Linked DNA regions of Homo sapiens: region 1 is linked to region 2. Evidence: chromatin contacts called from ENCODE Hi-C or POLR2A ChIA-PET data. All regions are on one chromosome and are shown on one strand. The core of a region is the stretch at or near the end of the contact, and the rest is flanking DNA. Distances in the headings are between cores, read along the strand shown. Region 1 holds the start of NTF3 (neurotrophin 3). Region 2 holds the start of CCND2 (cyclin D2).

Region 1 (3,603 bases), core at 1,019-3,518, 1.2 Mb before region 2:
CTAAGTCCAGCTACACTCCAGTCCTCACCAACACAAAATCCCACACACTCTCCCTAGGGGAAATACCCCAGACTTTCTATCTCCCTTCAACACTGTCTACCGGAGCCTGCATTATTTTCCAACCCCCTTACCTCCTAACACGATACCTAAGTCTGTGTGTTTGCGCCCAAGGCAGAGGGGGTTGGAGTTTATCCTCCACATTCTACCTTTCAGCTTTCTTTGTGTGACATGTCAAAAAGGAATTGAGGGCAGGCGGGAGGCAGGCTGAGTACGCTGGAGAACTTCTGAGTGTTGTGAAAACAGGACCTCTGGAAAAGTCTCCTCTATGTTACAACTTTCTCCCATCCTGACGTTTAGGACAGAGCGCTTCCATGTTCTCCTCGTTCGCTGTTTTGCGGGGTAGGAGCGGGCACCTCTTTATTTAAAAAGCAGGTCGCTCAGTGCACTCCATAATCAGCTGAGTTACAAACATCAGGCTCCAGGAGAAACACCCACCCCTTCCAGGCTCCCCTCCCCTCTCAGCAGGCCCTCGCCCCCGCCTCTTCACACACATAAACAAGTCCACAGGCGCACAGTCTCCCGAGCTCTCTAGCTCTGAGCCCGGCGCTCCCGGGAGCAACCTCCATTCGGACTCAGAACCTGCCGCCCGCCGCCAGAGGCCGAGGCCAGACGATCTTTTCGGTGTTTCCCCCACCGGCAATCCCACCCCAGCCTCGATTCCAGCAAAAGGGATCCTTTCTAGTCCACAGCCCCGACACCGTCGGACGCAAGGGTCTCAGTGCCGTGCATCTGAAGCGCAGACGACGAATGAACGCAGCAGCCAAACTCCCGCAAAGAAGCAGCGCCTCCTGGACGCGCACCCACTCCCGCGGAGAGCAACAAGCAGAATCCTACTCCCCCATCCCATGCCCTCGGCCCTCGCCCCTCCTGTCCCTAACCTTCAACTCCCAAGCGTCCCAAATTTCATCAGGAGCATCCACCACTGAGTAAAGCTCTGGGGCAATGGGACAGTTCGGTCCGTCGTGGGACCTTTAAACTCCGACCTGGCTGGCTGCGCGGGTGCCCAGGTCTCCCGGCCTCCCACGCCACCGCTCAAAGTCCGAGAACAGGCTGGACGATACCGCAAGGAGATCCCCTGGGATGGCCGGGCCCGGGTGCCCGCCGCTCCCCGGAGGGGTCCCAGATGTGCGGGCTGCGTACGGAGCTCCAACATCTGCGCAAAGGCCCAGGGTGGGGTGGCCACCGGGTGGGCGCTGGCCAAGAGGAGCCCGGGGCGCGAGGTCTTTTCTGAAAAAACCCTTTCGGGGAACTCCAACGCAGGTACGCGGCGCGTGGCAGTGAGTCCCAACTCCCAAAACTGGAACGCGAGGTTCCGGGTCCTGAGCTGCGCGTCCCCTCCCCCCAGCCCACGCCCGGGCCAGAGTGGTGCTGGGGCGAGCTGAGAATCAGGCTCAGCGGCCGGCAGAGTGCAGGGCGTGTGCAGGGGAGCTGCCGCGGCACCTCCCCGCCCGGAGTTCTGTCTGCCACCCCCTTTTGTTATAGGATGCGCTAGGAGCTTTCTCGGAGGAGCAGGCGGGTCGGTTGGGAGTGGTGGGTGGTTGATTCTGTTGAATCTCTTTCCTGCTCTTTCGTCGTCCCCATTTCCCCTCTTCTGCCCCCACCCTTTCCAATCCAGGTCCCTTAAACCTGATCACTTTCCCAGATTGAGGGAAGCTTCTTGGGCAGCCGAGGGACAAGAGGGGAGGAGGTGGAGAAGGGTGTCCGTGTCTGTGTGTGTGTGTGTGTGTGTGTGTGTGTGTGTGTGTGTGTGTGTGTGTGTAGCGGGGTGGCTGCGGTTGCGCTTCGGCCTGAGCAGATCCCAGCGCAAACTTTGGGGAAGACACAAGCCCGGGAAAGTGAGTGAGCGCGGCGCGATGGGGGTGGGGCGGGATGCGGATCTGGGGCCCCCCGCACCAGTCCACTGGAAAATCCCTCCCCACGTGGACCCCCATCCCCAAACCTGCCCACCCAAGGTGCCCGCCGCCTCCCCTTACCGTGGCAAAAGTAACCATGGCATCCGTGTGGCCGTTTCCAGGGACGTCGACATGAAGAGAAAGGTGGACGCGAGCTCGGTCATTCAAAGTCTCCCCCACCCCGCCGCAGCCACTACCCAGCAGGGGAAAAAGGAGAGGAAGAAAGAAAGGAGAGAGAAGAAAGTAGTTGCGCCGGGCTGCGTCGCGGGGCGGTGCGCGGAGCTGTTCGGAAGGGAGAGGAGCTTCAACTCTGAGTCCCGTGAACAGAATCTGCGCGGTTATAACCAGCCAACCCGGCCAGATGGCTCCGCGCTCAGCGCCTTAACCCCTTCCGCGCCGCGCCGCCCTCCCCCGCCGGCCCGCGCCGCGCCGCGCGCGCCCGCGCCCCAGAGCCCCCCCCCCGCCCTCACTTCGGGACCCGTGGCGGGGAAGGGGTCATTTCTCCTGGCCCCTCTTGAAAAACAAAACCAAACCAAACAACAACAGCAACAAAAACTTCCAAATCTGTAGTATTCTTCAGTAACCCCCACCCTTGAGTTCCCTTTTAGAGATCCAGGAAAAAACGAAACGTTAAATGTATCGTAACAGGTTACATGTTAGTGTCTTCAGCCTTTCTTAGTGGTTCTTTTTCTTGAAATTTTTCTTTTTGATCTTTTTTCTTTCAAGATTTTCTTTACAAGGCATCAGGGCCTTTTCCTGCCTTTTTCCTCAGGAGGATCAGGTCTGAGGCGTAAACTCCTCCTCCAAACCTTAGACCCTTCCAGCTCCAGATCTCTCCCCACCCCCTACCAAGCCCACCCGCCACTCCTCCCCCCACCCCACAGCACGAACACGCCCAAGGACAATCGCTCCCCGGCGAACTCCCCGCTCCCGGGGACCCGCACCCAGGACGCTGTGTCGGCGGTCAAGGGAGGTCAAGGTAGAGGGGCGTGGGGGCGGGTGGTCCGAGGGACTAGGGAGGGGCTGTGTGTGCGCGCGCGTGTTTGCGGGAGCTTGAGTGTGGAAGGGAGAGGGAGATGGATCGCAGCCTCCCATTTCACCCATCCTCCAACTTCTAAACCCCTTCCTTCCAAACTAGGATGGGGCCCTGCAGCTAATCACTCGCCCAGCACCCACCAGTCTGCACGCGGGGACAGCGCGAGAAGCAGGAAAGGCGAGCAACAAACAAACCTGTTCGTGGCGCCCCGAAAGTAATGACGCTCACTTCCCCACCGGTGGATACATTCGAGGAGAGGATAGGGGGAGGGGGTCAAAATCTCTTATTTGGAGATAATTTTAGCTGCCCGTTAGACCTCACTTGCTCCGAGCCGTTCTCTCTAAATTTACCAAGTTAAGTCATCTTGATTTCGCCCATTTGCCATCGAGAGAAGGGGGAAAAATACCACTTAGTGATCAACGAGAAATCGAGAGCCCGGAAGCAGAGTTTTGCCCACTTGCCCGCTTCCCGAGTCCTTGCGTGGTGGACCTCCGCTCCAAGCCCCTCATCCCTTCCTCCCTGCCACTTCAGCCGCTCCTCACATCATCTCCTGCCAGGACCTTTTGACTCACGCGCGACTGGGAAGGGCAGCGAGTATCCCGTTTCCTCCCTGCC
Region 2 (3,780 bases), core at 696-3,195:
TCCCTTTGGCTACTCCTTCGCGCACTCTAACTCACTCACTCTTTTTTGGATTTCGTCATCTTTTCAAAAAATCAATAAAAATATTCTGGAGGCTCCGGGGGTCCACTTCTTGGTCTCATCCGGATCCCCAGATCCTCCTCTATCATTCCCGACAATTGGAAAAAATGTCTGGGGGGGTCCCTGCGGCCCAGGGGCCGCTTTTGGGGGGGCGGGTGAGGAGAGGTGGGGAAGAGAGGGGGAGGGAGGAGAGGAGGAAGAGCGCCGCAGCCTCGGCAGCTGGAGTCGGAGCAGGGGGGGATGGTTTCAAAAAATAATTAAAAATCGAGGAAATATCCTAGAAAAGCCCTTTTGGCGTGAAAACCCCAAAGAAGAGCCAGGCTTCCCGAAACAGAGGTTTCGGGTGCCAGAAAGGTCTGTATTCCGACCCCTGGGGCTTTGGATCCCGGGAGGAAACTTGAAGGGGTGAGCGCCGCGGCGGGAGTGTCCGGCTGCGGCCCACAAGGACAGAAACTAGGGAACGCGGTGACGAGCGAGGGGAAAGACGGGAGCAGAGAGCCCTGGAAAGAGGCACGGGGGGCTCCCACCTCTCCTTCAGGGGTGACCCGGTATCCCCCCTACACACACCCCCTCCCCCCCTTCCTACCCCACCCAAATCTCCGCACCGAGGAAGCTGGAAAACCAAACTGTAAGTAATCTTCGTGAGGTGGGGGGTGGGGGAGAGGGCACGATTAGAAGTGGGGTGGCCGGGATAATGGGGTGCGAGGGTAAGCGGGCGACGTTTCCCAGCCTTTCCAAAGGGAGTTTGCAAAGCAACATGGCGAAACCACGGCAGGTCCAGAGCTGTGCATACGTGGGCACACGGCTCGCTGGGCAAAGACTTGGAGTGAGGGGCAAGAAGCGGTTCTTTTGGGTTCCCCTGAAACACGCGTTTCTTCAATGGGACTTCCGGGGCTCCCGAATTCCCCGTTTCTCTCCTTCTCCCTCCTCCCTCCACCTCCCCGGTGAAGTGCCAGCGCGGAGTCGCGACCACAGGCGGGGACCTGAGGCCAAGACGAATTTGCTCTGGCCTTTTGGGGGGGGTTGCCTTTCTACTCGGGGTCCCGATTTCAGGCCCCGACTCTCTTCCTGGCCGCAGCGCAAGCAGCCGCGGCGGCTTCGCAAAAGACAGGTCGCGAGGGGGGTGGGAAGAAGAGGCAGCCACATGCAGGAACACGCGCGCGGGATGCTCCCCTACCCCCGCCCAGGACAGCCTCGCTTCTCCCAGATTTTCCTCCCCCCTCTGCCTCCCCAGTTTATCTGGAGAGGAACAGAAATAAAGCCACGCGTCTCGCCAGAAGGCGCGCGGTAAACTCCCGCACAGGAGCCGGGAGGCCGGCGCGGGGATTGCCCTCTCCCAGGTTTAGGGCTCCGGCCGGGGACCCGAGCATCCGGAGGGGTCCTGGCTCCTGGCGAGCGCCACCCCCCGACCTACCTCCAGCATCCAGGTGGCCACCATTCTGCGCATGTAGGGTTGGATGTCCTTCTGCACGCACTTGAAGTAGGAGCACTGCGGAAGGTAGCGCTCCTCGATGGTGAGCAGGTTCTGCAGGACGCGGTCGTCTCGGAGCAGGTTGCGGTCCCGCACGGCCCTGCGGACCGGGTCCACCTCGTGGCACAGCAGCTCCATGGCCAGCCCGGCGGCCCCTCTCCCTCCTGCTTTCCCCGGCCTGGAAAAAGGTTTTTCTGTTTTTGTTTTTTGGAAGGGGAGGGGAGAGCGTTCCCCTGACCTCCTTCCTTTGGCTAAATAGGGGGTTTTCGGGGGAGAGGTGAGGGCAGAGAGAGAAGGTGGAGCAGAAGGGAGGCGAGGATTGGGTGGTGGGCGAGCAGAGCCTCGGGGCTGCCTCACTCGCACCGGTCCTCCCCTTAAAACTGGTCTCGCTCTCCCCTGCTCGCTCTTCTCCGCTCTGAAGCGGTGACGCAAGCTGGCTGGGCAGTTAGCTCTCCTCCCTCTCCCCGCGCTCCCCGCTCTGGTTCCTCCTCCCCTTTCCTCCCCTCCCGGTCCTCCCCTCCTCCTTTCAATCTCTCCCTCCCTCCCTCCTTTTCCCCTCTCGTTATTAAGGAGAACAGCAGCTGGCCCGACCCAACTTCAAACGCGGTCCCCCGCCACCCCCCACCCCTCTCCCTCCATCCAGCCCTGCATGCCAGGGGCCCCGGACAGGGCAACCCACAAAAAACTACCGACTCCTATTTCTGCCCTCTAATTTCACTCATTCTGTAGGTGTAGCACGCCAAAATACGACCCTCCAACTTTGGCTTCTTCAAAACGGATCCTAATCCTCCTGCCCTTGTATTTAAGATCCAGGAATGTAGGGTAGATTATCTGAAGATGGGGTGACCTCAGACAATTTAGAAATAGGTCCCTTAAGTGAAAAATAAGGGAGGGGGTGATTTTAGAAAATAGCAACCTCGCATACCCAGAGATAAAGGTCATGTCCCTGAAGTCTGTGTTCCTGATAACTTCGAAGCTGTTTCGAAAGCCCCGATTAAAGGGACCAGAACAACGTCCCTTCTGCCCCCCCCTGCAGAGTGTGTGCAGAGGAAGAAGAGGGAGGGAGAGGTGGGTATTAGGAAGGAAGGGGGGTGCTTCTCTGGAGGGATAGAATGTGATCCTCGAGCAGAAACCATCGTGTTTCTGGGGGCTCTTCGGGCGCCGTGGGGCGACGCGGTGCAGCGTCTAGGGCCGCCGCAGGCCGGGGGCAGGGCTCCCAGCGGTTCCCCCGCGGCCAGCGGCCACGCAGGAAAAACCCGCTTCCTCGCCCCTGCATCTGCTGACAAGCCGCCCGAGGTGTCTGCGCTGAGCGTGGCCACACCGATGCAGCTTTCTAGGAAATGGCCCGGGAGGGGGAGGGGGCGAGTGAGGGATTAGGTCCGGCTCCCCCTCGCTCCCCCTGCGCAAACACCACCACCCCTTCCTTTCCCCGGAGGCATGAGGCCTCCACGCTCGGTCCTTCGCCCGCATCCTCGCCGACCCCTCCGGTTTCGCGCCTCACTCGCCAGGCTTTCTCCCTGGGAGCCGACTGCGGTGAAGTCGCCGCCAGCACGGTCGGCCCTGACACGTGCTCTAACGCATGCTTGAGTCAAGGCTGTCTTTACAGGAGATACGATCTGGTGGCGTTTCTTCACCTCCTTCCTCCCGTCACCCCCCACCCCCACCGCGCCCTTTGGTGTATTTCACTCCAGGAGGAAGGGGAGAGACCAGCGCCCTGATGTGCTGGCCAAGCTGGCACGTGCAGCGGGCATGGCGTGGCTCGAGCTCTCTGGGCACACCGAGGCCGACTGAGTGCCTCCCTCACCGAGAGAGGGGGCCCGGGCAGGGGCGCGGAGAGCCAGCAAGGCGGGGTGGGGCGCGGGCTGGGTGAGCCGTACACTAGGTTCCCTGCAAGGCGGAGGAGGGGAGCGAATAAACTAGAGGTGCAAGCGATTAACTCAGGCCCCGGAGCCAGCCTCTTTAAACGAGGGTGGGGCGGAAGGGGTGGTGGGGGGGAAAGGAGGGGATATCGCTTTAAAAGGGTGAGGAAGAGTTTGGGGCGCCGTCTCCCCTCCCTCTATTTGCATAGCCAATAGCTCTGGGGCTCCTGCTACTGCGCGCTGATTGTTACCGGGCAGATTACTTTTTTTTTTTTTTTTTTTTTTTTTTTTTAGTAGGACGCGTTCCCCACTACATCAAAAGGAAGCCAAGGGAGGGCGGAGGGAGAGCGGGCGCTGGGGCGGGCGAAAGCTGGGGAGAGGCCCGGCCGCCTC

The links. A loop is a pair of places that touch in the nucleus more often than their neighbours do. ChIA-PET counts read pairs that join two places held with the same protein, here RNA polymerase II (POLR2A). Pooled maps may share reads with other maps.
Region 1: a map of ascending aorta shows a loop between it and region 2 (9-fold over the local background). The contact joins the promoter of NTF3 here to the promoter of CCND2 in region 2. A Hi-C loop is called at or near these places in 1 of 168 maps with a recorded cell type or tissue (ascending aorta) and 3 of 50 pooled maps. POLR2A ChIA-PET finds 5 or more read pairs at or near these places in 1 of 52 experiments (PC-9).

What each region holds. Positions count from the first base shown.
Region 1 is chr12:5,430,773-5,434,375 of GRCh38, reverse strand. It overlaps NTF3 (neurotrophin 3), which reads right to left and starts at 2,268. Exons shown (of 2, transcript NM_001102654.2): 1 at 2,034-2,268. The coding sequence starts at 2,051. RefSeq lists an enhancer at 926-1,451.
Region 2 is chr12:4,271,927-4,275,706 of GRCh38, reverse strand. CCND2 (cyclin D2) reads right to left here and starts at 1,945. Exons shown (of 5, transcript NM_001759.4): 1 at 1,472-1,945. The coding sequence starts at 1,666. The region is part of intron 1 of CCND2-AS1 (CCND2 antisense RNA 1); the gene reads left to right. RefSeq lists silencers at 2,015-2,104, 2,635-2,754, 3,535-3,654, 3,639-3,780.